Linked DNA regions of Mus musculus: region 1 is linked to region 2. The links are chromatin loops, found by intact Hi-C in ENCODE. Cell type or tissue: left cerebral cortex. All regions are shown on one strand. Each heading gives the region's core, and the rest is flanking DNA. Links, peaks and the distances in the headings are about the cores only.

The links. A loop is a pair of places that touch in the nucleus more often than their neighbours do. Peaks named below come from ENCODE experiments on the same cell type or tissue, not always from the same donor. Only the 100,000 strongest peaks of a DNase experiment are listed, where the experiment ranks them.
Region 1: a loop joins it to region 2, with 3 times the contacts of the local background. A loop is called at or near these places in 6 of 42 quality-filtered maps.

What each region holds. Positions count from the first base shown.
Region 1 is chr8:15,466,468-15,482,175 of GRCm38, reverse strand. No RefSeq gene overlaps it. Among named protein-coding and RNA genes, the nearest start is that of Gm46033, 56 kb to the left of the region's middle. In left cerebral cortex, for the core only: no CTCF peak of the experiment used is centred there; a DNase peak (open chromatin) is centred at 6,762.
Region 2 is chr8:15,262,719-15,278,426 of GRCm38, reverse strand. No RefSeq gene overlaps it. Among named protein-coding and RNA genes, the nearest start is that of Gm24231, 43 kb to the right of the region's middle. In left cerebral cortex, for the core only: CTCF peaks have their summits at 7,941 (motif pointing left) and 11,021 (motif pointing right); a DNase peak (open chromatin) is centred at 7,944.

The sequences.
Region 1 (15,708 bases), core at 3,725-11,724, 200 kb before region 2:
CTGGAAGAGCATCCTTCAGGATGTGAAGAAGTCAGGAAGCCACGCCCATTTTACTTTGGTAAAATTGGCAGACACATGGGTTAAGAGGCACCTCAGTTGACAGAGTCAGGGGCTGGCTGTATATAAGCATTGGTGCTGTTCTGAATATAAAATAAGGGCAATAAAACCTACTCCACAGTTAGACACATTTTCATTTCAGAATCAAGATTTGTTTATATGACATCCAGGATACATAAACAAACCAAACACTCATTGAAGGTTGTATAGACAAAGAAAATGTGTGTGTGTGTGTAGGGGGGGTGTATTTTAGTGTGTATGTGTGTTTTGTGGTGTATGTCTATGTGGGGGGGTATGGTGTGTCTGTATGTGTTGTAGTGTGTGGAGGTGTGTGGAATGTATTGTTGTGATATGTGTATTGTACTGTGTGTATATTGTGGTGTGTGTGCATGTTGCGGTATGTGTGTGTATTGTGGTGTGTTGGTGTAGATGTGACTGTGCATTTATCATTCCATCTTTAAAAGCAAGTTGTGTCATTTGCCACAGTGTGGAATATGTCAAAGCCAGACACAGACACCCCATTGTCTAAGTTACACCAATTGAAGATTACAACACGGGAATCCAAAAATGCACCCAAATATGAAACTCTCTGATGTCATAAGTAGAAAATCCCACACCATGAAACTGTTTCCTACAAAGCTATTTTTAAGATCATACAAAATGGCCTTTACACAGTATGTAAGGTGTCTGTAAGATAAAAGTGGATACTGTGTTGGAGCTGTGAGGTATCCCCCAAAATACCTCATTCTGAATATGCAGTGTCTGTAAGATAAAAGTGGATGCTGTGTTGAAGCTGTGAGGTATCCCCAAAATACCTCATTCTGAATATGCAAACAACCCAACACCCAAAGTATTAGGCATCTAGCCCTCACAGGTTCAGAGTCAACTAGAATCCTCTATCTCACAGCTAACAATGCAGTGTTCATGGGGGGCAGGATGGTTAGTGTTGCCAGTTTCACAGGATCTAATGAAAGATCCTGGCAGAATGTAAAAGGACACAGAAGCCCTGAAATTGGCAAGATAGACATCAGTGTTAGCAGAACTAGCTTCACTAATTTAGAAAAATAGAGGTGCACAATGCTCTGGCCACTCCTTGAACCTGTGTGTCTGCCAATGTTCTGACCAGGTGTATGCCCATTGCTGCACCTTCATTAGACTCTTTCCTTGTACCCCTCCCATACCCATTTCTTGAGAATAGACATTGTTTAGATCTGGAAATCCCCTAATCTCCCCCTTCTCCTTTTCCCCCTGAGGGCCTATAAAAACTGGGAACTCTTTCCCCTCGAGGTCGACTCCTCTACCCCTGCATGGGATATGAGTCGTCCCCAGAGCTCTGGCTTTCCCGAATAAAGCCTCATGTGGTTTGCAACAAGCTCGGTCTGTCGTGAGTTCTTGGGTGTCCGCTATTGTCCTGAAGCCTGAGCGAGGGGCTCCTCTTGGAGTCTTTCACTACAACCCTGAGGAAAATTACTTAGCTTTTGTATATGCCTATGAGGGCATGTACTGGTTAGGGTGAGGTGGGAAAAGTCATATTAAAAGTAGGCAGGCAGCCTCATTCCCTGCGTTTGGTTCTGGGTTACATAAAAAGGAGAAAGGACCCTGAGCAGTCATTAATGGCTCTGTACCTCATGACGGTGGACACGATGTGGCCAGCTGTAGACCACTGTAGACCACTGTAGAACCATTCTCCAGGGTTCTCCAGCATGACAGACTCTACACTGTACTGAGAAGGAAATCTAACCTTTTCTCTAACCTTTAGGTTGCTTTTGTCGGAGTATTTTATCACAGCAACAGGAATAGGAACTCACCACACAGGGCACTTTGCAGACCCTGCTGGCAAGACCAATGAGTGCCCTTGGTCACTTAAACTGGAATCTCTGCCCACCTAGATTCCAAGCTCCTAGCCACTATATTGGGGGATGTATCTGTGTTGGGTACCCTAATGTGCCCATCTATATTGTAGTACCTCGATGTGTTGAAGCACCCTCATCAGATGTCTCCTTGTCGAAGGAGTGAAATGTAAAGATTTGATTTTCATTTTATTTGGATGGTGACCACACAGAGGCAGATGCCAATATCTGGATGTCAGATGGCCCCCAGGTCAGATATCAGATGGTCCCTGGTTCAATATCCCTGTGCGCATTAATCACCCTCATAGTAGGTCCTCACCTGAGAGCATGGAGGCAACCTTGAAGGTTTGCTCTGAACCCAAGCACGAGATCTCACAAGTATATTAGCTCAGTTAAATAAAATGAGCATCCTTGTTAGAAGGATCCTACACTTTGGATACAAATCTTCTACTGAGGTACTGAGGACCCAGTGACACATTATTCCTGCCGAAGGACACTGGGCTTTGAATTATACCATCTAGTGCTAGCAAATAAGGAAAAGATGGATGTGTCTGAACATGAATTTAACCAATATCATCTATGTTTTATGTGTGTAGGAAGAAAATATGTTAGCGGAAGCAACAGGAACTTTTCCAAACTGATCAGTGGGTCAGATACGATCATAGTCACGTGACCTCTCAGCGGGATTTGCTTAGTAAGAGCAGAGCCTCTCAGATCATCAGTGACTGAAAACACTTTTGGAAATTGGAGCCAAGTATTGATAGTATATGAACAACTACAAGTGAGGGGGGTGTATTTAAATAATATGAACTTATTAGGATGTATTCAAAGCAGCTTTTATATGATCTCTCTTATTAACACTTCAAAGGTGGGGTTATTAAGTAGGTTGAATTTCATGTTTGTGTCATCTTATGTGTTGCTGTAGCAGGGGTACCTATGATCTTAACATTGGGAGGCTGAGGCAGGAGGATTGCAGCGTGAAGGAAAGCCTAGGCTACTTTGGGAGAGTTTCTCAACAAATGAACAGAAAAAAAAAAAAAAGTAATGCATTCTATTTTTACTCTCCTAAGATAATGCTCTTTAAATTTTCAAATATTATATTTTCAGCCAATTAAACCCCAATTAAACATTTCTAAAACACCCTCGTATTTCTAAAAATAAAATGTTCTACTCTCCTCCCTAAGTATGCTATCTGATTAATATTATTTAAGATGCAGCAAATTCCCAGATGTCCCAGAGGTGGTACTATCTAGTCACTGGTTAACTTTCTCCCATTTTATTTAATTGAACCAGTTCATACATGTGATATCTCATGCTTGAATCCAGAGCAAACCTTAAAGGTATCCCTCATGCTCCTAGGTGTAGACCTACTATGAGGATGATTTGAGGATGATTAATGCAGACAGCCTTGAGAGGAATGAGGGACTATCTGACAATAGAGAGCTCTATGTTGCCTGTGGCTAAGCACTCCTTCTAAACCAGGCTCCTTCCTGGAACTTTCACCCTATAAAACCTCCTATACTCCAGGCTTTGTCTCTGGAGTCCACCAAGACTACCCTCTGACCTCTGTGATTGCCGTACTCTTTTTGCAGTGCTTTCTATCTCTCAAAATTGAAACAGTCCTTAATTTTTTTCTTTCCAGTTAAATATTTCCTAGGTGTTGGGAGCCTATAGGGGCCCCATTAAATTTGTCCTTTCAAAATTCTATTTGATACTCACTGCCATTGCTTCCGCCATTGTTTCAAAAAGTGCTTTGAGATTATGATATTGCGATTTATATTTTTAACAGCCTAACTGAATCTTTCTGTAGAGAGTTCTTCCCATCTGATACAGATCAAATGATGCCCCGCCCCCCAAAGACATCCTCCTGTCTTCACTCCTGGAAACAGACAGCTACCTTATTGGGAAAATGTCTGTGCAGATGTCATTGATTAAGGTCCTCTAGATGAGATCAGCTAAATGTTCTGGGCATGCCTCAAGCCCATGACAAGTTGACATCATGTAAAGGCCATGGGGCCAGACATGAAGGGACGGTCACACACAGACCAAGGAAGAAGGATGCCAGCTCACACTTTGTTAATGACCACAGGAAATCTCTGAATTGGCTTAGGAAGGACCTGTCCAAGCCTCTGCAGTCTGTCGTTCTGTCAGACACATCTGGACTTTGGGTGTTTGCCCTACAGATCTGTACTAAATGACACTTCTGCAGTTTAACTTGCTTGACTGTAGCATTTTGTTGAGAGATCCACAAGGTATAAAAGGCATTGTTTGGCTCACATGAACTTCTGTTCAAGAAAACCATGGCGGGTCATGGTGACTTTTTGGTTAATATTTTAAAATAACTGGGCCTGACACCATCCCAGGACAGTGGACTGAGACTTGGATTTCATGATTTTGAACGTAATTGATGTCCATCAACAACTTGATAATTTCCTGTTATTGCTTCTCCTGCTTGTACCCACACCCACAGTCCTCACAAGACCCAGTCTACAGTAGTACACTGTATTCAGAGGACAGCAGATGCTCTAGAATCTTCCTCCATATGTTGCACCCTAGATCTGGATTCCATTATTTTTCCTCACCACATACACATACCTTGCATATACTGAGTAATTACGTCACAGGGTAGTCTCTGGGTTGCAATATGAACCTTACTACTATCTAATCAGTGAAAACAAAACAAATAATTTTATATGTTTTATCTAGCTTTGGTTTTTTTTTCTGGCTACTGAGGAATAGAGCAAAAATAATATTTTACATATTAAAATGTGAAAAGTTTTGATTTAGCACATACACGCTTACATCATGGAATTAACAAAATATTTAATTTAATAGTACAGTTATAATATCACAGGACTTATATGATATTGTGCCATTTTCCTTCTTATTTGCTTTCTTTTTCCTTTCTTTTTAATGATGAGAACATGGCCCATCAACTCTCTTAGGCAAGCAAGCAGTACAGTGTCCTTGATGATCCAAAAGTGTTTTCAGGCAATGGTGCTTCTCGGGGCCTTCTTTATTTTCACCCCATTCTCACATCCACTCTGTTTTCACATTGAGATGAACCAAGAAGTAAGGAGACTGATTTTAGAGCCAGTTTTACAATGAAGATGAAATTGAAATGTAACAGTTTGAAAAAACGGCATGAGCATGTGTGTGCATGTCTGCGAGCACGCGCGTGCGTGTAGAGGTGTGTGCATGCATGTGTGTGTGCGTGTGCATGTGTGTGTGTGTGTGTGTGTGTCTGTGTGTGTGTGTGTGTGTGTGTGTGTGTGTGTGTGTGTGTGTGTGTGTGAAGGGGTGTGTGTGTGCCTGTGTGTGTAGGGGTGTATGCATTCAGGAAGGGCTAGAGGACACACCTCCTTTTTCTCCCTTATTTTTATCACTCACTATCCTCCTCTATCACTCCTTACCTTTGATGCAGAGTCTCTCTCTCTGAACCTGGGACTCTGGGTTGCATTTTTTTAAGCTGGGCTAGAAGGCATCAAGCTCCCCCAATACTCCCACCCCACAAATCATGCTGCCTCCACCTACTTCAGTAATGGAATTACAGGTGGCACCAGGACATCCAGCCTGTCACATGGGTGTTGGAATCCCCATGCTTTCCCAGTGAGGCCTCAACCACAGAGCTACCTCCAGAGCCACAAGGGAGGGTCTGACATGTGCAAGGTTCCCTCCCAAGTCATCTCATCCAGAGAATTCCGAATGTGAGGAGCCTCAAATCACTAGGAAATTGTTACAGAGTAAAATTCAGATGATAGGATGGTCTCTTTCTACATACAATGCGCACTTCTTGCATATGGAACTAAAGTGTGATTAATAATAACCACAACTTGATGCATAAGGGCTGGGCCATTCAGTATTGTAAGCATCACTTCAGATTGGGCTAATAGTGAAACAGAAGCATGGAGGCCAACTTGCCCACAGAAGATAGTAATACATTGACTTCTGCTAACTCTTGGGCACAGAAGGACAAGCAAACCCCTTCCTGACTATGGACGCCATTGTTTTCATCATCTGAAAACAGGAGTCGATGACGCGCACTCAGAAAATGGATGGATATTGCAGCTCAGTGAGAGTTGTCCTCATTAAAACTGAGTTTATCTTCTCTCTAGAATGTTCCATGGTGCTCTGACTTCTTGTTGGTCTGCATGTGTGGAACCCGTGCATATATGCAGAGGGTAGAGGCTGCCTGGTACCTTCCCTGAACTCTTCCTACCTTATATCTGAGTCTCTCACAAACCCTGCTGTTTAAACAATATCAATTAAACAGTGAGCTCTAAGGATCTGCTGGCCTCTGCCTCCTGTCCCTGTAACAATAGGGTTATGGATGTGTGCTCTCACACCAGATTTTACTGGGTGCTCAGGATCCAACTCGAGCTCCTCCGGCTTGTGCAGGAGGCGCTTCATCCCATCAGCCATCTCTCTTCCTGTTCTGAAGTAGGCTGACAGCATGTGTCATGCCCTCAACCCCAACCCTCTGAGCCACTCTTCTTGTAGCCCAGAATTACCAGCACACTTTGACTGTATCCCTTGGTCCTCTCATATGTGATCACACTTACTCAAAATTGATATTCTCTATGCAACATCCACAAATTCACTAACTTATAACAAAAGGGTCGCTTGTACCCACACACACCACCTCAGCAATTCCAAATAATGTGACCTCACACAAACTCACAAGACTCCAGGAATCTATCCTAGTCTTTTTTTTTTTTCTCCCACCTGAGTTTTTCTTGAAGTTTAGAAGTTCCACCTCTGGGCTGAGTTACTCTTTCCTCCTCCGTGTCTTCTCTGAGTTTGCTCTGCCTTCCTCGCACTTCTCTGTTTAAATTCTCATGCTTCTCTCTGGTGTGGTTCTATTTCTGTGCTGTATTTCCAGTTTCTTTGTTGAGAACACATTCGGTTCCTCCTCACTGAGCCTAAGTGCAAGGACTTTTCAAATCCATGTCGGCAGTTCAATATCTGGGCTGCTTCAGGTGGATTTTGGTTCATTTCTTTTTTATTGAAAATATACTCTTATTTTTCTTAGTTCTTCATATGTCAGGTCGTTTGGGATTACACCTGAGAAATTGAACCGGGTGAGCTATGAGGATCCCCTTTTCTGTCTTCTAAAATGCATGCTGCTTCTTTTACATCGGCTCAGCCTGGCTGGCCTGCTCAGATCTGTCTGTGGCTGGCCTGGTCTGAAATTCTCCTAGGTATGGTTTTATCTCAAGCCCTGATGTGAGGAAATTTTGGAATCCACAATGTCGACCTACCCTCACATCTTTTATTTATATGTATTTTGCCCTCACGCTCTTTCCATTTCCTCTTCCGTGGTGTTCCCGGAGCTTTGGGAAAGATGGTACAGATGTCCCAGAAGGCAGGTCCTTCTAGTGAGCCAAAGCATAGCATCACATTGGGTGAAGGAGCCAATCTCCTTTTTCTCCCACATCTTCATTTCAAAGACAAAGAAACTGAATCCTAAATACCCAAAGATATTTCCAGTATCATCAGTAGAACCAAAACTACTCTCAGGGCCTTGATCATAGCGGATATTCTGGATCCCGAATGTTAGTGCCATAAAATAAAGTACCAGACATAGTCTTGAGAAATCAGGAAATGTACCAATCCATATATAATGAAGAGTCTAGGTTTATGCTAAAAAGCTTCTCCCAAACAAAACTCAGGTGCTGTAATTTTGGTGGTAAACTCTGCCAGATAATAAAAGGAAAATTTAATACTAGGCAAACAGAAACCCATAAAATGAAAGACAGACTTTCATCTTTTGAGGCCAGTGTTAACCCTGCAACATAAGGATGGGTACTACAATGGAGAAAAGCTAATTCAGGAATAAACAACTCCTCTAGCCTTGACAATGCATGTGCTTCCCCATGGCAATCATTCAAAGGAAAAAAAATGCCGTGCAGTCATCTCCTTCAGTCCAAGGAAAGCTGACAGAACTCGGCAGCTCGACAGTATAAAAGCCCTCGAAACGGCGTCTCTAAAAGCCATCCAGTACATCAAATCTACAGAGGAAGACTCTACTTTCCTACCAGAATGGTTGCAATCTGAGGAGTTCTCATCCTGCCACTGAGCTAGTGCACACGAGCCTAGGGAAGGGAGCAGGAAAAGAAAGCGGGGTGATAAGTCCAAGTAGTAAAAGAGCAAAAGGGAAGAAAGCATACAAGCAGGTGCTTTGGCATGCTGATGAGTCAAACTATCACATCCTATAACCACAGGAAGGAGTTCAAGAACTGAACGGGGCAGAATTGTTAACAAGGAGGCATTCCCAAAGCATCCTCAAGAGAAAACCTCACACCCAGATGGACAGACATGCCGATTCTGAAACACAGAGCAGGGAAGAGTGAGCCCCTCCAAACACCTGGGATGTGTGAAACAGGTGATGTCATCAGAGCCCTGGTGCTCTAATCCTGTCTGGTCATAGGAGACTCTGCTGCCACATTCAGGTAGTGCTGCACTGACCTCACACCCCACCCTTGGTGCTTGTCAATCCACCCTCCCCAATTCTTCACAGTATGAAATCCCCTGTGCCTGGGAAACCCCAAAATTGCCTTGTGACTTTGTATAGCTGCAACTGAAAATCGACAGTGTTTGAAAGAAGATGAAAGAAGGCCAATCAAAGTTGGCCACCACATGGTGAAATTCTCTTGTGTCAGGATTGTATGGGATCAGCGATGAGTAGGGATAAAAAGAATTTTATGACAGGGACAAACTTCTGACCACCTTGAGAACTGAAGCGAGCACTGGCCACTCTACGAGATGGCCATGCACATGCCTACTTTAGGAGATGCAGACATAGACCTTACGCCAGACCTGATCTCTTCCAAGGAGCCACACTTTACATACAACCTCAGGGTTAGCTCTAGTTGCTCTGAGCTGCTGATCATCAGCATAGCTTTTCAAAACTCTGGTGGACTCAAAAGATATGGTCTGTTTATGTGGGACCTCTGAGCAATCCCAGTGTAGTAAAAATTAAACTGAAATGACAATGCCGAACAAAGAATTGAGCATGCTAGCATTTGAAAACTGTGCTCCCTGCATGCTCACATCTTTTCTCCAGGAACACAATATACTTCCTCCATCTTAACTAGCGTTTATTTCCAAATAATAGGGATGATAGGAGGGATATAATTACAAGGATAAATTAGGGTGAACACAAATATTGGGTAGATTAGGATACTATGAGCATTACTTTAATATTCCCAGTATATTTTGAAGAACAGTTATGATGACAACTCTAGCCTGTTGCTTTTAACTTATCTCTAATACTAGAAATTTAGAGTATTCAACCTATGTGTGTAGTGCATCATGTATATATCAAATTATGCCTGGTGCAAATGTGTATACACACACACACACACACAAGCAAAATGTGTCCTTATACTAATATCTATCAATGTTTGAATTCACAGAAACATAAAATATAATTGAAAAAAATCATCAAGGAAAATAAAGTGCAAAAATTGCTGAATTAATATTACTTTTTCTTCATTATGCTGTAATAGAAAAATGTAAATTTTGAGGAATGTGTGAAAGAAAAAAATTCCCAACCCAGAAGTAATTGGAAATTTTTTATCTAGAAACGACCACAGAGTTTCTTACACAACTTTGAAAAGGTAAAATATGTTTACATGTTATGAATATTTTCAATAAAAAGGAGAAAATAAGAGGTATTTTCTGTATTACAGAATTCAATATAACTGAAGAAAAAAATCCATCTAGAAAACTTATTGCACTCTAAGAAGTTAAAGAAGCCAAACACAAGATTTCATATAGACAGTCACAAGTAGAAATAAAGGCCCAGGAAATAGCAAGAATGGGGTTATTAAAAGCTGCTAACCCCACACCAGAAGAATGACCACAGGAACATTCTACACCCATGGAAAGTTGGAATTACAATGACACAGTGCTGACCGCCAGATCTGCTGGGTGCACAGGAGATGGGTCATTTAAAATGGACACCAAATAAAACATAGGCATTAGATTGAAGTAGAACAGTCTATACAAGATGGTCCACCTTAACTGTCAGCCTGATTGACAGAAATGTATTTCAGAGCTCAGTAAAGCACACTTTTAGGTGTGTTGGAGGGCACGCTTACAGAGAAGACTGGCTAAGGGGTAACGGCCCTTTCTTGATGTGGACAGCACCTTCATAAGTCTAGGGACAGAATTGAATAAAGAGGGGGAAGAAGAAAGCTCACCTCACCCATGGAAACAAAATCCAAATGGCAAAGTATCTGAAATAGGTCTTAACCAAGCATAGTACACAAGTTTATGAGGGTCCCCATAGCCACAAAAGGGCAAACTCAATTGCCCAGCTGATGAGACAAATTGCTCAGGGAGTGTTGCCAACTGGAATGCCATTGGAAGCCTGGTGTTCAGGTTGTTTCTTTACTCCTTTTATCAGAAGTCAGGTCCAAATCTCCAGAGCCCCAGTGTGCAGGTGACAAGAAGTCAGAAGTCATACTCTTAGCATAGATTAGTCAAGCAAACCAGCACAAATCAGTAAAAAGCGAAGACTTTTAGAAATGTTATCACTACTAAAGGCTGCTTGAAAGAAACATTTTATACTAATGCATTTCCAGGTAAATCTTTCCTCAAAGGCACACGCAGTGTGTCTGTGTGCAGTGCAATGTACAGGCAAAGGAAGCCACTCTCTCTGCAACAAATAGCAGCCACAAAGCATGATGGCACCAGGGTTGAAATCAATGGGGCTTAACTATAAAAGTACAATGATAGGACCCTGGAGCATAATCAAAATACAAGGTGTGTGTGGATTCATGAGACCTGGGAGAAGAAAAACTGTCTACTTACACATGCAACATCTCAGAATTGGATAAAAAGAACAAAGAAAGTACAACAAGCTTGCATGGGGATTTCACTCAGGGGGAAACACTTGCCTTCCATGAACATAAGGACCCGGATTCAATCCTAAGTATGGAAAAACAAACAAACAACAACAGGGATTTGCAAACCTTGGTGGGAAAAAGAAACAGGGGAGAAATACACAAATAACAACACAGTGGAAATAAAGAACCCACGCACAGGAAAGCTGTGAACCAGGAGAGGGGAGAAACACTATGTTTCAAATTAATCTGAGACCTATGGTTGTAGTTAAATGGATCATTAATATATGATAGTAAAAAGACTAGTGAATAAAGGACAATTACTTATATGTATTTATAGCAGATAGTCATTCGCCTGAAATCCTGTTTTGTTTTGTTTTGGTTTTTTGTTTTGCAGTAAGCTCCTTTTTGAAATATGTCTTTTGGAAATGCATTCTTTACCATAACAGCACATTCATCCTAATGTCAGTATTACCTTCATGTCTTGATATTTTTACTACGTCATATTCTAAATTCACCCAAGTTGAGTTTGATCTTAGAGACACTGCTGTATATAGGACAAAATCTCACTGTGTGATTGTATGGGTGGGTGTTGTGTTATCATTATGGAAGATTTAAAACGAGGGCTGGCTCGTATCCCTGAGTGTTCTGGGTGCTCTAGCCCTGTGATCAGCTGGCTCCTTGGTCTGGATGGGTTGACACAATGTTCTCTGATAAAAACCATTTACAGAACCAGGCAGGAATCAAGAATGGAGGCACAGTAAGAAACCCTATCCCTCAGTGTGCTCAGGACTACCTCTTCCCCTAACTTTATTCACTGATGATTCACAATACCTCTCAATGGTACGAATGGGGGACCAGTCCTTTAGCACATGGAACATATGGACATGATCTTCATGAAGTAGTACCTGTGTTATGTTTTGTCTGTTTATTCTAGCTAATTATGAGTGTCTGGAATATTTTTCTAAGTAGTGAGGTTTTAGGTAAGGCCTGTCAGCCATCTTTAACTTCCCTGTATTGAATGCATGTTTTGATAACGACCCTGTTGGTTTTCCATGAAAATACATCCATCAGAGGTGGACACTTGTGAACTTGTGAACTTCCAGGTTACATAGAATGTGTGATGGTTGAGTAAGGCAGGAAGATGTACTCAAAACGCTCCCTTCCTGGAGGCTCCAAAAGTCTGGGATTTCCCTTAGGCATCTCCCAGGCTACAGAATGGAAGTTCAGGTCATAGTACCTTGTTGAATGTCCCTGCTTAAACATGGACATTGGGGTCACAAACCACAAAGCGTTGTGTCAGCATAACTTGTGTATCAGTTCTGTCATGATTTCACAATGACAAACGTGTCCAAAAATAATTTACTTTATAGCAGGCACAAACCTTGTTTCTTAAGTGAGAGGCGGTGCCCAGGAGATATTTGAGGATAAAATATTCAGTGTCTTTTCCGATCATCCCCTGGAGTGAAACACATGGTAATTTAGATGCAATTTTATTTTCTAACCACATTAGTGTTGAGTGTACGCTGAAAGAAAAAGCATTCTGAGCAAAATGGCTTCATCATTTAAAACACTGACCTCAAGTCTAGGTAGAGGACTCCCCCCCCCCCCCCCCCCCCGTTCAGCAGGCATGAAATGAGAACCCTCAAGCCTGTGGTTATTCAGACTCAAAGCATGCTTTCCCTGGGGCATATCTTGTTAAAATACTTTCCACTTTTATGTCTTTGTTCATTTATTAAAAAGTTACTTGTTTTATAAGCATGTGTGTTTTGTCTACATGTAGGTCTATGGATCACATATGTGCCTTGTGTTTATGGAAGCCAGAAAAGGGTCTTTGATCTTCAGAAACTGGAGTTAGAGATGGTTGTGAGCTGCCATGTGGGTGCTGGGAACTGAACCCAAATCCTCCATAAGAGTGGCACGTGCTCTTAAGCACTGAGTCCTCTCTCTAGCCCTATTTGCTCATTCTCAAACTATTCATCTTTAGTCTCTTTTCTGAAAACATGAAATTGCTATCTTTATTCTTTAATTAGAACTCATCCAAATCATCAGAGAAATGGTCACGTGTGCATGCTGCTTTTGCACAAGACCCACGTCAGGCTGCTTAGAATGAATGGCCCGCAACTCCAGCTGCAAGTAACTCAACACTGGACCACTGAGCACCTGCACTCGTGTGCCTTCCCCCCTACACAAAAACAAGTGCATGCACAACATAATTAAAATATCAAAAATGAACCTCTAAAATATTATTAGTTAAAAATCTCCCAAGAGTTGAGAAGTGTATTTTAAGGTTCTATACTATGGCTTCACTTTATTGGATAAAACCTTGGTCCCAAACACCAAACACCTTAGTATAAACTAAATATGACTTAAGTGAACAGTGTGCCCTTAGTGTTATAAATCCTTCCTAACACTGTTTGTTATACTATTGAAAGAGGAGACGACAGTCTGGTGTGTTAACCCTAACAAGTATTCCAATACTTAGGGGGAGGCTGGGGCAGGGAGAGTTTGAGGTCACCCCAGTGAGGTCCTGTCTCCAAGAAAAGGAAAACAAGAAGAAAGGAAAACGAGAAGATAGGATCACAAAGAGTCACAGGTTTTCTATCTGGTTCCTCCATGACTGCCTCCTCACTGGGTCATTGGGTCCTGTGTCCACTCCTAATGTAGCGAGAGGACACTGGGGGCTGAGGGGAACACATGCAGGTATCCAGCTTCTCGGTTGCCCTTTGTAAACAAACATGAGAAGCTGTGAACATGCAGAGCTCTATGGCAGTGGTGGCTGAGGGGCTACTTTGAGAGATAACAAGAACAGAGTCCTCGGCTTCAAATCTGTCTGCCCAGGAGCCAGGTTATTGCCTCGTAAAACAGGGTGAAGATTCTATAGCCACTTAATTAGCAAGAAAGACATTTATTGGCCCTTTTACTGGAATTTCATTAGACAAATCCTCAGTGAACATCTTTAAACAGGAATCTGGCTAGGCTGGGCTAGTATGAATATAGCCTAAGCAAGACTCCAGGGCTTGTGGGAAAGCATAGAATCGGGCTGTAAATGTAAAGGGTGACCAAGCAAATTACTTCTGGTTACTAACTCTGGTGACATCATCTCTCAGAGCATCCATGAAAAACAGGCAGAGCTCACAATGCCAGGTTCGGAACACTTCTGAGGTCCCTTAAATATACCAATAATACCAAAGATGGCTAATCTTGACTGTCACACTTGAGAAGAGGGTACTCCAAATGAAGAATTGTTTCCACCAGAATAGCCCCTTGGTACTTCTATTTGGTGTTTCCTTGATTCTAGTTGAACTGATGCAGCCCAGCCCACTGTAGAAGGTATCATCCTTATGAAGGTAGTCCTAGACTGTTGAAGAGAACTTTGGAATAAGGGATGCCAAGCAAACCAGTAAGCAGCATCCTTCTATGGTTTCTGCTTCAAACTCCCACCTGAATCCCTGCCTCTGCTTCCCTTTGTGATAGGCTGTAACCCATAAGAGAAAATAAACCCTTTCCTTGCCAAGATGCTTTTATTCATTATATTTATCACAGCAACAGAAAAGCAAACAAGAATAGTGTCATTCCCTTCTAATGGAGCAACAGCTCTGTGGACCAGCCCGTAAGTGCTCAGAAATTCTCTGCAGCCTCAAGCAGGGAGTTCAGCAGTGAGCAGCAGAGGTAGGACTCTTTATATTCATCACTTGGAAGCAGGTGGCTTCAGCACTTGAGGGGAGAGGCCCTTTTTAAAGAGAGCAATTACCTGTAGAACTCCAGCGTCAACTAGAAGGTTGATGCCCCTACCTCCAGCCACATGCAACCACATGACCTCCAGTCCAGGGTCTATCTCAAGCCACCTGCTCAAGCAGCTGCAGAAATTAATCCTAATGTATGGGAAGGGTTATGTTGGGGATTGCCTAAGGTTCCATGCAATTTAATGTGCTCAACCAACGTACAACTGTCTCTTCCAGGTTGCATGTCTTTCCTGGCTTGAGTCAGAGTAGCTATCATCACTAGCACAAGTCCCTGGTAAGACCAGGCCCACAGCATCCCTTCTTGGGACTGGGAGTATAGGGTTTCGCACAGCTCACAGCAATCAGGAGCCTTCATGAGATGCTCCTGTGGCCCTTCCCTCATCCCAGGAGATTATATAATGGGTGAAAGGTTCCCTGGGGATTAGGACTTTTCAGGGATATAGCTGCCTGCTAATACATTACCCAGGAGTCTACTTGATAGTTTAGCTGCCTTTGATTAGCCTGTGTTTCTCTAACTACAATAAGCTCATGGCTTCTCCAGACTGGACTTGGATAGAATCCTTTTTATGATCTGTGTTTCTGGTCTATCAATGCTTTTTCTATCTGGACAGAATAGACAGACGTCTCTACATTGTTCTTGGAAGTCACATAATGAGGACCACTTTCATCTTACACCTTACATCTTAAAAATATTTGAAGCTACAAAACAAACCAGTGCATTTTGTTACAGTAAATATCCTGTATACTAAAACCCTATGTTTTCACAAATATATGTCTACATATATTCTATTCATGAATAACTACATAAAAATAAATGTAAAAACATAATCATGTCTTCCTCATACAGTCTTGGTTTTTGTCCTAATACGAGATCCAGTTGGATAGTTTTAAAATGATTATTTGTATCATTTTAAAATTGTGTGCACATATATGTTTGTGTGTATATGCATATAATTACAAGTGCCCACAAATGCCAGAAGGGGTTGCCAGAGTCCCCTGAAGCAGGAGTCCCAGGCAGCTCAGAGTAAGCCACAGTTCTGCTGCTACAGCAGCGTGCACTTTAAATGGTGCTCTCTCTCCAGATGCTCCTCTAGATGCTTAAGGACTGGTCCACATCACCATGAGGGAGTCTCTCTGTAAAGCAAACCCTGAACCATGTCATCTTCAAAGATGTGCCTTCAGGGAAGCCCCTGCCTATCCCCA
Region 2 (15,708 bases), core at 4,082-12,081:
GACAAGGATTAATAAGCTTTAAGAATGTATCTTATTTCTCTTGAGATAAAAATAGCTTTTAAATGAAAATCACAAGATCACACAGCAGGACCACTGGGATAACTTTTTAAAGCACCCTGAAATTCACCAGGAGTCCAGGATGCTGGGGTGTAAGCTGATTTGCACATCCACTTAAAAATTTTGATAAAGCCTTGCTTTGAGATCAATGTCCATAGCACGTCTTCCCCCACCCCCAACCCCACCCCCACCCCCAAGGCTGATGTCCTTCATGTACTTTCTTGTTTTAGGACCATGTGTTAATGTGATATAAACTTCCCCTACCCAATCACTTCATTCCTTGGCTTTTAATTTTTTTATTAATCATTTCATCCATTTACATTTCAAATAATATCTCCCTTCCTGGTTATCCCTCCACAAAGCCCCTATCCCATCCCCCTCACCACATCTCTGTGCTTCTGTGAGGGTGCTCCTCCAACTACTCACTCACTCCTGCCTCATCACTCTAGCATCCATCTACACTGGGGCATCAAACCTCCACCGGACCAAAGGCCTCCCTTCCCACTGATGTCAGAGAAGGCCATCCACTGAAGCATATGTATCTGTAGCCATGGATCCCTCCATGTATATATTCTTTGATTGTCGGTTTAGTCCCTGGGACTCTTATTAAGAAGTGGTTTACATTCCTCATAATTCTCCCACTGAGTGTGTACAGTTGGATTTCTGCATGCTCACACAGTTATCTATCCTAGGCCACAACCAATCACTGAATAGTGCCATTATCTAGGCAGATGCTGCGCTCTTGACCCCATATTTCTCTGTTCTCCCTTTCCCTAGCTCTGTCTTTTACCTCACGAGAGGCAGAGATTGTACACTCTGGGCCCTTGGCGACCGTTAGTTTTCCTTGATGTACTCTCTCAAAGATTTTCCAAATCATAGCATAATTCAATAATTCACTTTATTTTGTTGTCAAGTAATATTCTGCCATGTAGACACATTTTATTTACCTGTCTGAGATCTGATGGTTGTTGCAGTGATTTTTCGCTTCTTGACTATTATGAGCATCATTGCTTTGAACATTCGCATGTGAGTTTTGGCCTCAATATGGCTTCTTTTATCATGATGCATACCCAGGAACTGATTGTATGGTGAGTCTGCTTGACCATTCATGGGTTTTTCATGCCTTCCTAAAGTGTCTACATGTATATACACCATATGACATTCCCAACAGTATTTAAGGGTTGCAATTACTATGTATTTTGTCCATTCTTCTCACCTACTTTGGGTGTTGCCCACGGCCCTGCTAGCAGACATGAAGTGATGTGGTGATTCATTGACGGTCTGATTTTTATCTTTCTGATAGAGATGTTTATGATCTTCATGCTCTTATCAGCCACTCACATATCTGCATGGGAATGTCCATTCAGATCCTGTGTCTTTTAAGTATAATTCTGACATGTATAACACTTATGTAACAGCATATTAATTTAATGATCCTTGTGGACAAGTTACTCTGGTCAAAGGTATGACGTAAACAATAGCTATCCCTGAATGTTCGAGAGATCATTCCTGTCTTCGTCTTCCTCTTCCACCTTCTCTCTTCAGGGTAATCATGCCAACACTGTCTTCCTCGCAGGCTTTGTCTCAGCATGTCTTTAATATATACAAAGCCATGGCCTAACTTTACTGAGACTAAGAACTGTGAGAATGGAGCAGGAGAGACAGCTTGGTGCTTAAGAGCCTGTACTCCTGCAGAGGACCCAGAGTCTGTTCACAATACCCATGTCCAGGGGCTCACAACTGTTTGTAGCCCCTAACTCCCGTTCTTTCTTCTCGCCTCCACAGGCACTACAACTCTCATGTGCACACCCTCACACCTTCACATACACACACACACACACACTTAAAAGTTATGTTTTCTAACTTTCATCATGATTTTGATATTTATCCACACGTGATGGTGATGCTGTAGCTGTTAGATGGGTGGTATCATGCCTTTCTTGTTCCTGTATATATTCTTCCTCTAGGCCATTGGGAAGTATGTTAGGTGATGGTCTGCATACTGCTTCCTCCCATTTGGCATGTGTTTTATCTTTATTGATGAAACTCCGGGAAACATAGCACACCACCAGAAATCGATTTCTGTAGCCTACTCGTTAAAACAGTATTTGTTTGGGTGAGGGCATGTTCATGTGTGTGCAAGTACAAGAACACCTGTGTGCCTGCACAAGTGGAAGCCAGAGGTCAATCTAAGCTGTTGTTCCTCAGAGGATGCCCACCTTGTTTTGAGACAAGGTCTCTCATATGCTGGTGGCCATGAGCTTAAGGAATCAGCCCATCTGGCCTCGCCAGAGCTGGGATTACAAGGGAAAGCCAGAATGCCCACCTTTCTTTTCACATGGGTTTTGGGATCAAACTCACGTTCTTACACTGGAGCAACTTCTTCAAGCTCCAAACACAGATTTAAACATGGCCTAAGTTCTGTTCTCTCTCACTCACTGTGCAGATGTGTACTCTGGGTACACAGATTGGCCACTGGATTTCAGGTTTTGCTAGCCTGTCTTATGCCGCTTGTTTGACTTTTCTTTATTTAATTATAGCAACTTTTTAAGATGTAATATATTTTACTGTACAAGTAATGAATAAAAGCTTTTTATACCTATAAACTACCTAAATATATAAGTTCTGTTTCACTTTGTACAATGTGTTTTTAAAATGTTGTCTTTTTTGTGGCAGAGGGGATTCAACACAGGGTTTTTCTTATCTCTGTGTAGCTTTCAGTGCCAAGGAACTCCTATTGTAGTCCAGGCTGGTCTAGAACTCACAGATATCTCCCTCTGCCTCCCTGCCTCCCTGCCTCCCTGCCTTTGCTCAAGTGCTAGGATTAAAGCTGTGTACTACCACCACCTGACATGTGTTGCCTCTCTTCCTTTGAGTCTTGGATCCACCATCACCAGTTCTTGTTGGTGACTTGGGGAGGGCTATGTGCTTCTGTCTTTCCATCCCATGTTGAAAATGACTTCTCCCTTGGTGGTGGCTGTCTGTACCATCTCCATGACACAAGGCAGCTCTCTGCTGCCTAAGCATGTGTCTGGACTCTCAGTGACAGACTCTGTAAGTCCCTGTCTTATCCTTTATACCAGTATTGCTTGGGTGATTTTCAGCCTTTTACAATGTGTACATTTTAGAATCTACTTATATGTTTTATTCCCCTTTTTTACTATAATGTAGCACCCAAGGCTATGTGCCTTATAAGAAAATAGGTCTATTTAGTTCACAGTATCATACACTGAAAGTCTAAACTGCCTGGCAAAGACCTGCTTTATTGTAGATAGCAGTGAGGAAAGAGATGAGAAAGATAACACCTCTCAAAAGAAGGAGGCAGAGGGGTACCAGGTCCCTCAGGTGGTCTAAGGAACCCACACTTGCTTCTGCCTCTTTAAGCCCCCGCTACCTCCCAATATTGCTCTGAGCCAGAGCTGGGATATTACTCTGAGGGCCAAGACACTAGCATTTGAACATTTGCAGGAAGAAACATATTAGACCATATGCAAACATAACACCAGATATTAAGGAAAATATAACTTACATTCTAATTAAAATCTACACAATTGGGAGAAATTCTGAGAGCCCTGTAGATTTAGAAACTAACTACATTTGGGCCCAGACTCCTCTTGGCCGCAGCATCCTTCAATGCTTTTTAACAAGGTCTGCCATACTGATACACAATTTTGAACACACACTGTTAGTTTTATGTTTAGATCCTTGGTGATGTAAACGACATTTTAGCGACTTCTGTTTGCATTTAGTGGGCTTGAAAGGTTCCCAAGGTAATGTGCTAGGAGGGGGCTGCGCCAGCAGACACGCTCCTTTGTTCCTTATTTAAGATGCCTCCATGTCAGGCAGTGGTGGCACACGCCTTTAATTCCAGCACTTGGGAGGCAGAGGCAGGCGGATCTCTGAGTTTGAGGATAGCCTGGTCTGCATAGTGAGTTCCAGGACAGCCAGGGCTATTTAGAGAAACCCTGTCTCAGGAAAAAAAAAAAAAAAGATGCCTCCGTATCTTCTGTAGAACCGGTTTTTTCATCAACTTTCCACACTTAGCTTTTCTGGGTTAAGAAGCCCTTGGTGCTAAAAGTTCCTCTGGATGGATCAGTATGTGCCACATGGTATTAAGGGCTCTGGATCTTCTGTGATAACTAACCTTTCCCCTTTTTAAGTCGGGTAGTGAGTTAAGTAACATCTAATGGTTTTCCTCCTAATCTCCTGTCTCTCCATGAGGAAACACAACGAACTTGAAAAGTCCGTGGTTTTAGTACAATGTTGACTTTTTTAGCACAATAAGACTCTATTTCTGAATTTAGAGAGTGTCCTGGCATTTTGTTTCCACCAGCTGTCCCCATGGCTTTGACATCCACACTTCCCAGCTCAGTGACTTAGGAAGTAAAATGCCCCCTCTTTCCTTGCCTCTGTGTTTGGGAAAGTTTGGGTTTGTCTTTGAAGGCTTGGTGGAAGTCATCCGTAAAATTATCTGAGTGTGGTTGCACTCGCCCGTAAAATTATCTGGGGCTGGGAAGTTCCCCTGGGATTCCCTTAAACCACTAACTCCATTCCTTTAATAAGATTATTTAGACCTCCACAGTCTTAAATCACTTGTGGCAGGGCTTTCCACTTAATAACTTCAACACCTTCAGACAGATTTGTACCTTACCTGACATTTATAAAGTAGAGAATTGTATCTTATATTATGACCAATTAACATACTACTTATTTCCTGAATTTTAATATCTGTTACTCTGTCAAAGCTTGTTTTAACGCTATCATCTCTGCTTCTTTTTTGTTGTTGTATTTACCAAGTCCTGATTATCTTATCTATTTTGAAGAATGGGACCTGCGGGTCCTCTGCACAGCCTGTGAGATTTTAAGGACTCCATCATTTTAACTGCCTTCCTTTACGCATATCTTTCCTCTTTTCCTTACATCTTTATACTTAAATTTTATTCTGCCTTTTGTTTTTAAGGTGTAAGATTTCCATAATTTTGGCTTTCCAGCGACTTCACCATTTTTGTCTTTTATTTAGTCTAAAATGTTATTAATGTTTTCAGTAATTGTAAAAAGTAACAGATGTCTCTGTGACATTTTCACACATGCATCTCATTACACCTTGTGCCCCTCCTCAATCTCTAAGCTCTTTGAGAGTCAGTGGTCTCCATCCTTTCCTTTAAGGCTTCTTCTGCTTTCTACACACACGTGCACACATGCGCGCAAACACACACACACGCAAACACACACACATACACACACATGCAAACACACACACACACACATGCAAACACACACACACACATGCAAACACACACACACACATGCAAACACACACACACACATGCAAATACACACACACACATGCAAACACACACACACACACACACACACACACACACACACACACACACGTCTCCATCCCGTTGCCCTGTCCTGGTATCCCTCATTGAATTTAAACCCTATCCTCCCTAGCACATCTGTCTTCCACTATTACATCTGATATGAACATTCTTTTAATCTAGAACCTGCATAGGAGAGAGCACACTCCATTGGAGCCCCTCTAAGCCTGGCTTCTTTGCTTAACATGATGAGCTCCTGTCCTTTCCATTTCCTTAGAAATGACACAATTTCATTTTTCCTTCCCTGGAAGACAAACATGTTCTCTGAAAGATTCAAGCACACATAACACACCCTTCGTCTGATGCCACAGGAAGGATTCTGAGGGGGATAAAGACAGAGGCCAAGATGAGGGTCAGAGAAAAGCACAGTTAAGAACAAAGCCAGCAACGAGGGGGCTGTCTGTCTGTGCATCAGGTGAAAAGAGGGCTATCCATCTGACTGTGTGTCAGGCAATGAGAGGTCTGTCTGTCTACCTGTGCTCCAGGCTCCTGAGTGTAGATCTTGTGAGTCTAGCTACCTCTATGCTGTATGGACTATTGAGCAGCCACAGCCCAGACCCTAGCACCCAGACCCTTCCCTCCTGAAGAGAGGGTCACGACCTATGCTCCTGTTCACTTTAATTAACTGTGTAGCATCGGAGCCAATGGAGAAGAAAAGACAGACCACGGAATTCAAGACAAAGCGTCCATTGGGATCCCTAATTAGAGAAACCTTCAGAACTTTCTGGAATCTGACTGAGGCGCAGAGGCTTGCTCTGAGGCTCCCGTCTAAAACTAATTCACAAGAACATTCACAACAAGACTTGTTTGACTGGTGTGAGAAAAGACAAACAAAAAGCAAACAGCGAAAAATCACAACCGCTGAACCAGTCTGAGGGTGAGCTCCCCTCTCCAAGGCTCACGGGCTTTTTCCTCCCATGTAGCCAATTAGCAGCACTAATGGGACAAGACTCAGATTAATTACCACACGAGCCAACCCCTAATGCGGTCCTTCAGTTATTCTCAGCAGCCTGCCTGTCAAGCAGGCTTTAAGAGCATCGAGGAAACGCAAGGCAGATCGATCTGAACAACAAATCCACCTCTGGTGTGTGTGAGAAAGGCTGGACCAGGCCAGCAGCCAATTGAGGACTCGGGAGGACGGGAGCAGATAATGGGGGGATGAAATCGGTCACTCACTGCACTTACTTTCCTAGATCAATTAGTTATAGAATGACCTTTGCCACTTACAGGGACTGTTTTAGCCTTAGTAAGAGCTAAACAGAGTAAATTACAATTTTGCGAGTGGCGTTTCTGTGAGTGTGTGCCTGTCACATGTGCACGTGTGTGTTGGTGTGCATTCCTGTGGGTATGCAAACACATGAGGGTGTGTGCATATTGAGGCTGCAGGTTAACTTCAGGTGCAGTTCTTCAACAGTCATGCACACTCATTTCGGAGAAGGCTCTCTCACTGTGACCTGGGACTCATGGGTTGGGTTCAGCTGGCTGGTTTGCAAACCCCAAGGATCGATCTGGCACTGCCTCCAACCCCCGGCCTTGCGACTACCACCAGGCTTTTCATGTGGATCTGGGGGTCAAACTTAGGTCTTTAGGCTCATGGGGCAAGAACCTTCCCAAATGAACCATCTTCCTGTAACTAACATTTGACTACCTACTGGCAGACTGCAGCCACACCCTGCAGGGCCCTGCAACTCTGCCTGTCTCCTGCAGAATGGCTGAGAGATTCGGAGAGCACCTGTGTGTCTAGGTAGAGTATGGTCTTTGCCAGAGTGAGCATTCCAATGAGCACATGTGTGGAATAGCTCCAGTGACCAGAAGCCATACCCACAGGGGCTCTGTGTACTCAGAGTCTCAAAGGCCAACAAAACGGGTCCTAAGGAGGGCTGTGTGACCCTGCCTGCCTTGTGACTAGAATTACAATGCCAAGATACATGGCCATAACTCCTTTCTGAAAACAGGATCGGGACCAAGTGCAAATGTTTATTTCTAGTGGACTCCTATAGTGTTCTCTGGGCTTCTGTGGCCCGAGTCTATGCTCATTACGAAGTGAAGTGGCCTACCTTGTAGATTATACCTGTCATGAACAAACATGAGGTAGTCTAGTCTTGGGGTTTTATAGTCCAGAGATACCAAGTCTGCCTCCAGCTCCCTGGCTGCAGTGGTCATGGTGCTAGCATTTTTAAAAGATTTGTTTTATTTATGTGTATGTGGGCATGTTTGCATAAGTTGATACGCATCACAGGCGCTCAGGCACACCCTGGACTTCAGTGAGCCCAGATGCCTGGATTTGAGACCCAGAGGTTCCCAGGATGGATTCACCCACTCTTCTCTCACTAGAGCTGTATGACTGAAGGAACTTAATTTACAAGGCTTTTAAAACTATCTTTTAAAAGAAAAGAAAAGCAAAGGAGAAAAGAAAAGTAAGAGAGCATGGGGTAGTATCATTGCTTTAAAAAAAAAGGCAGCTCACCTTTACATCCGCATTCTCACAGCGCCACCTGCTGGGAGTCTGGAGTAGAGGTACTGTTTGAGAAGAAAAAAGAAACCGGGAAGATTGGAGGATTCTGAGAAACTCAAAAGCTCTGCAGAAGGCGCTTTATATCTCATCTCTGCATTCTGGTTCAGGAAAATGGTGTTCCACGGGTATAATTGATCACAGTCCTAATTGGATGAGAAAATGCCCAGTAGATGAGGAAATACCCACAGACGTCAAATACAGCGCTGCTCCCCTTTCAAATGGATAGAAGCCAGAAAGGGGGAACGCTACCATTTCCAGAACTGCTGTAGGGGACATTATAACTCTTGTAACATGGCACAAAACAGCAGTCATTCACAGTTACATGCTGCTTTTGAGTAAGTGCTGGGATTTGAAGACCCTGAAGGAAATTCGGAAGTGATGTGGAGAAGCCCTGTCACGTTGATGGACCACGCTGTAACTGCCCCATCTACGGTGAAGTTATTTACACCAGCTGTTTGCCAAGCTGACTCGATGCCTGTTTTTATCCACTGTAAATCTTCGTTTGGCCTGTGTGTCTCTGTGCAAAACCAACAACTTTCTGAGGTGTCCTCTGCAAGTTCCTCGCCGACTGACCCTTGTCAGTGGGCGGTTCCTGGGTATTTCTGACGCTGCGTAAGGCACACTACCACAGCCATCCCTATTAAGGATCCCTACTACGCCCTAGCTCTCTCCGGACAGGATCTGACATGCGCCCTACACGTCTTGGATTTTGCGAGAATAAGTGAACACCTTTTGATTCCTGAGATGACGTTCTGGCCAACACACGCTGTTAATTACTTTCGCAAGAAAGGCATATTCAATATGGATGCTTAACACTGATGTTCCAGATGCACGCCATGCTAACTTGAAGATGCCATTAGCCTTTCCAGTTAAGTGTCCCTATGTCATCTTTCTGCTGCTCTGCGTACGTCCACTTCAGCACACTGAGCTCACTGCCACTGCGCGCCATGGCACGGGTGCCACAGTGTGCCCGAGGAAGCTCGAACCGGTGATGGTAACGCTATACGTGGAAAATAAGAAAATATTGTTTCCACCATGTGACTGAAGGCTTCTGAAACAACAAATGAAGCTTTCCTACCCACAACGGGATATCATGCTGACCCAGAGCTCTGCCACCTTGGCCTCTGCGGCAGGTGGGACCCTGTCACGGAAGCTTAAAGTTCTCAGTGTCAGAAACAAAACAGTGCTTTCAAACTAAGGGGAAAACTGAGAACTAGAAAAACCTACGGTGTTGCAGCAAATATTATTTGGGGGCTTCTACCCCACCTTAGGTCATTTAGCTCCCAAATAAAAGACACGAAACCTTCATATGTATAATAAGCCTTAAAACATCAAACCCGGGCAGATATCAACCCTCTATGTTACTTTGTCTGCTTCCTTGTCAGTAACCCCAAAATATCACTTGCTGAGTTCCTCCTGGGCCACTCCTACTCCAACAGGCCATGCCTCACACTCCACCTCTCTGTGACACCTTCCTCTTCCTCCTCCTCCTCCTCCTCCTCCTCCTCCTCCTCCTCCTCCTCCTCCTCCTCCTCCTCCTCCTCCTCCTCCTCTTTCTCCCTCTCCTCGTGGTCTCTCTTCAGACCCCAAGCTCAGGAAGCAAAGCCCCGCCTACCTCTCTTCGACCCAGCTACAGTCTGTGTGTATCTTTACTAATCAACAGTTTTAAACTAAGGAGCACGGTTTATCCAACAAAAGCTGGTATATGTGAGAACTCACTCATCTGGAGGCAAGTAGACCTTGGGATGCATAGCAACAAAGCAAACCTCAACATCACAGCTGCTTGTGCATCTCACCATTCTTTCGGACTGTCAGCCAGTTTGGTCCATGAGTGGGAACAGAGACTTCGCACAGGGGGTTCAGAAGCCCTGTAAGTACTTACAGTGAGTGACCACACCAAGACTGCTTTGTCAGTCCGCAGATCAACTTTATTTAGGGTAATTGAAGGCTTATAAAGTTTGGGAGACTGAGGCTAGGGAGGTGCAGGATGGGAAAAGGTCATTGGCTTAGGGTACCTAGAGTGCCTCATTAGCATGGGGTTGCATTTCAAGAATCTCAGGTGCTGCTGGCTGAACAAGTGAAAGGAGCTGGATCCTATAAACTAATTGAGGCTACCTGATACCTCTCAGGTAGAGGTGAGTGTGGGGGCTTAGAACTCCCTGGACAAGGCCAGAGAAGGAGAAACTCTGCTAAGGAAGGGAGTCCTCCATTATGAGGTGAGCCCCAGAAGGCTCTCTGGTCGATGGTAGACATTGACCTTAATTAGCAGAGCTTCCCCACAGCTGCTAACACACTCAAGGTGTTGGGAGTTAACTTACTGCCTCTGCCAGTCTCACTTTCAGGTTCTCTTCAATTCCCTATTCCCTGTTTCATGAGCAAGCACCTCCCATGGCTGAATGGGTTGTTGTACTCAGGTCCACTCTAGGGTCCTCATGAAAAATCCATCTATCTATGCAATGGGATCCTAAGTACGTGGCACTCATCCCTCCACATTCTCAGCAGGCTACCATAGAGAAACGGAGCTTGCCATGAAAATTTCAAAGAAACTATTAAAACTCATCTCATTTTTAAAATGCACCATCAGCACAGGGTTTATGTTCGTACAAAGGTAAAAGGTTCGTACAAAGCACTCTATTCGGATGCCAACATTTCTAAGTGTCTTTGAGCTGAAGATCTTAGTCAAAAGAGGAGCTGCACTAGGAAATTGGTGACAATGGTGTGCTTTTCTGTACAGTCCTGTAGCTTTCCACATGAATACGTTTAACATCACAGGAGATGAAGATCTCAGGAAGGATGCTGAAATGTGGAGGACGGTGGAGAGGAGCATTCCCAGGTGATGCTCTGGACCCCAGCGTGGGAGTGGCTTCAGAGTCTCCTCAGGCTGAGGCATGCTCTGCAGAGGGACAGTCTTCCAGGTCATCCAGGTCTCAGTGAATGTCCAGAGTCCACCGGGCTGCTGTCACACAGGCTGCGAAGGGAGGGCCACCTGCCACTACGATGTCCCGATGTCCCTGCCTAGCATTAGAGAGCAAGGGATGTGGGATGCCTCTGGGTGATGATTGTGCAGCTACACTGGCTGCAGAGGGCAGTAGTGCAGCCACTGCTAAGTGCTGGACAGCCAGCTTCACAGCACAGAAGGCTGCAAAGGTAGAAACAGACACCTTATGCTCCAGAGAGTTTTAAAAAAAACACCCTAGTCCCACAATTGAATATCATGAATTTTTATCTCCCATAATTCACCCAGTCAGTCCAGGCTTTACATAGTTAATAGTTCCAAGCTGAGTTTTCTCTTAAACAAAACCCAGGGGAACATAGAAAGTGAAGGGATGTAGACCCTGTAGGATTCCTGCAGGCCGGAATCATGGCTAAAGGATGCAAGGAGCACCTTCCCATGGACTTTATCTTCTTGGTTCTTCTCCCTTTTTCTAGATTCCTCAACAAAATACAATACCATTCCACTGACCTGCCAAAACCAGTACAAACCCCCATGGCGCCTCTTCATCTGGGACTCTTTCCCTTTTTACAGGCTATTGGTGTGCATGTTCTGAGGACGCATCACTTAGAACTTCAGTCTGCCGCTTATGGAATTTAAACTCAATTCCACCAGTTACCTCCCTTTGTATGATCAATCCTCCCAGCCCCCAAACTTTGGTGGTTCGGTTTCAGAATGGAGTTCATCAGTTGTTCAGGAGTGAGACCTACCACGGGCTCAGAAAACTTAATCGCACATCTCCCTGGACACAAGCCTACAGTGGGGGACCCATCTTAGGAACGTATTTTCAAAGCTGGAGCAGCAACTAGAAGTTCATGGAAATGTCACGCCTGCCTGTCTGCTATTGTGAGCGGTCCCCGAGAAAACAGGGTGCCAGATTGAAAAACATACAGGTCAGTTGCCCTTTCAAAATTATCAAAGGACGTAAATTAAAGAAGAAAATGCTTTCAAAAAGGCAGGCGACTCTCAAATAAACATCTGGGCTGCTCTGGTGGCTTTTGACTTGCTCCACAAGCCCCAACTGTCCTCACCACTGTCCCTCAAAATCCACCTTCCACTGACCCAAATGAACTCACTGATCCAAACACACCCCAGGAGAGCTTGTTGGCTTTTTTTGCCCATTGTGGCAAAATAACACCAGTGGAGTGTCTACCATTTGCAGAGGCCTCAAGTACAATACACCACGATGCTACTACCACCAAACAGCTCTGTATGGTTCTACATTCATACTGTGACCTCTGAACCCCTTCAATATCTGTTCCCATGCCAACCCTGTAATCCTTGTAACCACCAATATAATTTTAGCCCCTGAGAGTGACCACTCTCCTGCCTCAGATAAGAGCAGTCACAAGTCTTTGCCCTTTGTGCCTAGTTTAAATCACCTAGTACGCCCTCAGGGTTCAGCCATACTTTAGAATTGCCTTCTTTTTCAAAGGTGAAATAGTATTTCATTTTACCTGGGTACCATATCTGTTCATCAACTCATCAGGGGATGTTTGTTGAAGACCAGCATCAACTTGGGAAAGGGTCCTGAGAAAGGGGTGTTTGGGAGTGGTAAATGATTCTGAGTCAGTGGAGGATGCAAGCTGTCAGTTCTGTGCTCTTCTTGAGTTAAATAGTTCTCTGCTTGAGATAACTCTTTGTTGCAGAGCAAAGCCCAGTCTTTTACTTTGCATAAGCTACTTCCTTAGGAATTCAATCAATCATTTATCCCAGGTTCCCTTTTGATTATATCACAAATCAGCATTTTATGACCTAAGTCCCATAACTATATACAGCCCAAAGCTGCTGAGTTCTGCTGCTTGCAGGAGCTGGATCATGGCCTCATTGCTCTATGACATTATCACCAGCTTTCTGTTTTCCCACTCCTTCACTGCCTACGCTTGGCTGTCATGGAACTTACTCTGTAGACTGGCCTTGATCCCGAATGCTGGGATTAAAGGTATGTACCACCATACCTGGACCTAAACTTCATCTAGAACTTTCTCTGTCCCAGGCTGGCCTTGAATTCAGAAATCTGCTTGCCTTTGTCTCTGGGGATTAAAGGTGTAAGGCCTAAGCTTTTCATGGCCACTGTTCCTCAAGATGCGGATCAAAAGCCTGTGTCTTCCAGCCTCAAGATCTGGATCACAAGTATGCCCTTCATCTCTGGATGGTATTTCATTCCAGGTTTAAAGTAAAAACTATTCCTTGGTCAACTGCAAACACAAACAATAAGCTTAGCTGGGTGGGCTCTTGCCCTGAGACCACCAGTCCCTAAATCTCTTTATTACCTTCCTTAAAATCTTTCTGACAGCTGGGCAGTAGTGGTGTATACCTTTGATCCTAGCACTTGGTAGGCAGAGGCATTGGGAGGATTTCTGCGTTCAAGGCCAGCCTGGTCTATAGAGTGAGTTCCAGAACAGCCAGGGCTACACAGAGAAACCCTGTCTGGAAGAAGAAAAAAAAAACTTTCTGACAAAGCTGGCTCATAGTGCAGCGGTCTCTAGCCTTTCAGGTCTATGAATCCCCTCATACAATTCATATTGCATCCTTATATTTTACAGTTGAGAAACCCTCTAAAGAACAGTTCTTACATTGATTCTTGAACTCATGTTTTCTGAGTTATTTCCCACAGCCTTAAGGGCTGTTCTTAAGGTCACAGTGTCACCATATTTCTGAGGCATTTCTGGAATCATGTTGTTCCTGATTATCATTGAGTCATTGACCTTGGCAGGGAAAACATTCCCCAAAGGAGGAATATAAAGTAAAATATATACATTATTATACAAACAAGTCTTATGCCTACGGCCACCATCAGCACTCAAGAAGACCCAGGCCCTAATGGCTCTGCTCCAAGGGTAAAAACTGTGCCACACCATCCCTTCCAAAGCCATGAGGGATCTAGCAGATGTTTGAATTTCTCCCATATCTTTTTCACTGAGAGTGGGTCTGCTGTGACTAGCCAGGATCTTTTACAAGAGGTGGTGCTTAGCTTTTATCTACACACAAGTGATCATCATAGCATGTATAAATATGAAATGACATTCACACATATCCCAGCAACAACACAATAAAACTCTTGAAGACCTGGGGTCTCGAGTAGGAAATCACAAAGTAAAAAGATGTCATTTGTAAATCTAAGACTGAGTACCAGGTTAAGCCAGAGAAGTATCAGCCCACTGTGAACAGATTTTGCTCTGAATAGAAGCAATTGACCCCACTAGCCAGGATTTAGAGGTAAAGACTGTAGGACACAGATCTACCTCAGCCTGAGCTGAGCCTTCAGCAATCAATGGCACAAAGGAGCTATGACAGTTCCCTTTCTAAAAGTCTGCAATCTGGGTAAAATGAGAATTTCTATAAAATGCTGACCCTTGTGACACTGGAAGGCAACTCTGGAGGAGATAGGTACTCTGAGATGGCTTCTGAGGTAGGTGTAATAGTCACACAGCAGAAAAGCACATCTGTTTCACACAGAAATGTAATGTGCTAAGGTATAAAACAACAAAGGCCATAAAACAACAAAGCAAGCCTAAAGGGTGGCAAGTTACATGTGGCTACAGGAAGAGCAAAATGGAGCGAGAGGATGTTTCCATATGTGTGGACACCAAAGACAGTGCAGGAGACATTGTCTTTAGACATGGTGGTGTAGAGGCCACAGGACTATGTGAATCTGAGAGGCTCAGAATGAGATCTACGTTTAGAAACAGTCTCTCTACTCTATGGAAAGCTGAGGCCAAGGACATGAGGGTAGAGATGTCTACAGTCTCAAAGGAATGAGGGAGGATCATATAGACACCTGAAGGAGACAGGGATCTGATAGATACAAGGGCATGAAGCAGGTTCTGGATGAAGGCTACCAGAAGATGCCTCTAGGAGACAGAACATGGGCCAGACATGGGGAAGAGCCTGCTTGCTCAGAAACGGACAGGCAAAGGTTTAACTTTATTAGGGGTCAAGGCAAAACAGCACTTAAATAGTTATAATCATAGGCGAGGTTGTATAAAACACCATTGAGAGAGGGTTTGTTGAGACTGAAATCTTCGTAAGTATTAGACAGACTGCATCACTTACAACTAAGGTAGGATTCAGCATGGAGGAGAAAAGCCTTCCTGGCTCAGAAATCAAGACTTTTCCATTCCTGACCTGCAGGGATTGATCCTTGCAGCCATTCCTCTATCTGATGCTCAGCCCCATCACCAGAAGCTCAGGGAAGGTCTGGCTTTCATAACATATAAATCATTTTATGTGAGGTTTTTGTTGCAAACATAGTGAGCAAAAGGGCATGATTTTACTGTACTGGTCAGCAACAGAATACTCGATATGGTCAACTTAAGAAACATGAATTAACTCACAGTTTCAGAAAGTGGCAGGAATGATTGGTCAGCCCATTGCGTGGGTCTGTAGAGGAGTCCTAGGTAGAATACAACTGTTCATCTCACAGTAGTTAAAAAGAAAGAAAAAAGGGAAGAGTTAACTTTCTTTCTCTAGGCAGCACTTCCTGAAAGTTACTACACTTTCCAATAGTGGCTTAGCTGAGCCTGGCTCTGTGGGCTTGGAGATCTGACACTCTCCATCCAAACTGGAGCAGCCCATCTTGATTCACAACAACACAGAAGGTTTTTTTAATCATAGTTTTAAAAGTTATTCCTTATAAAATGTTCTCATTACAAGTTAGTAACTAGCAATTAAATATTTCTACTTTACCCTTTTTATCTAATCTCATTCCAATTATCCCAAGTTCTATTTTTATGATTATTTATTATTAAATTAAGATG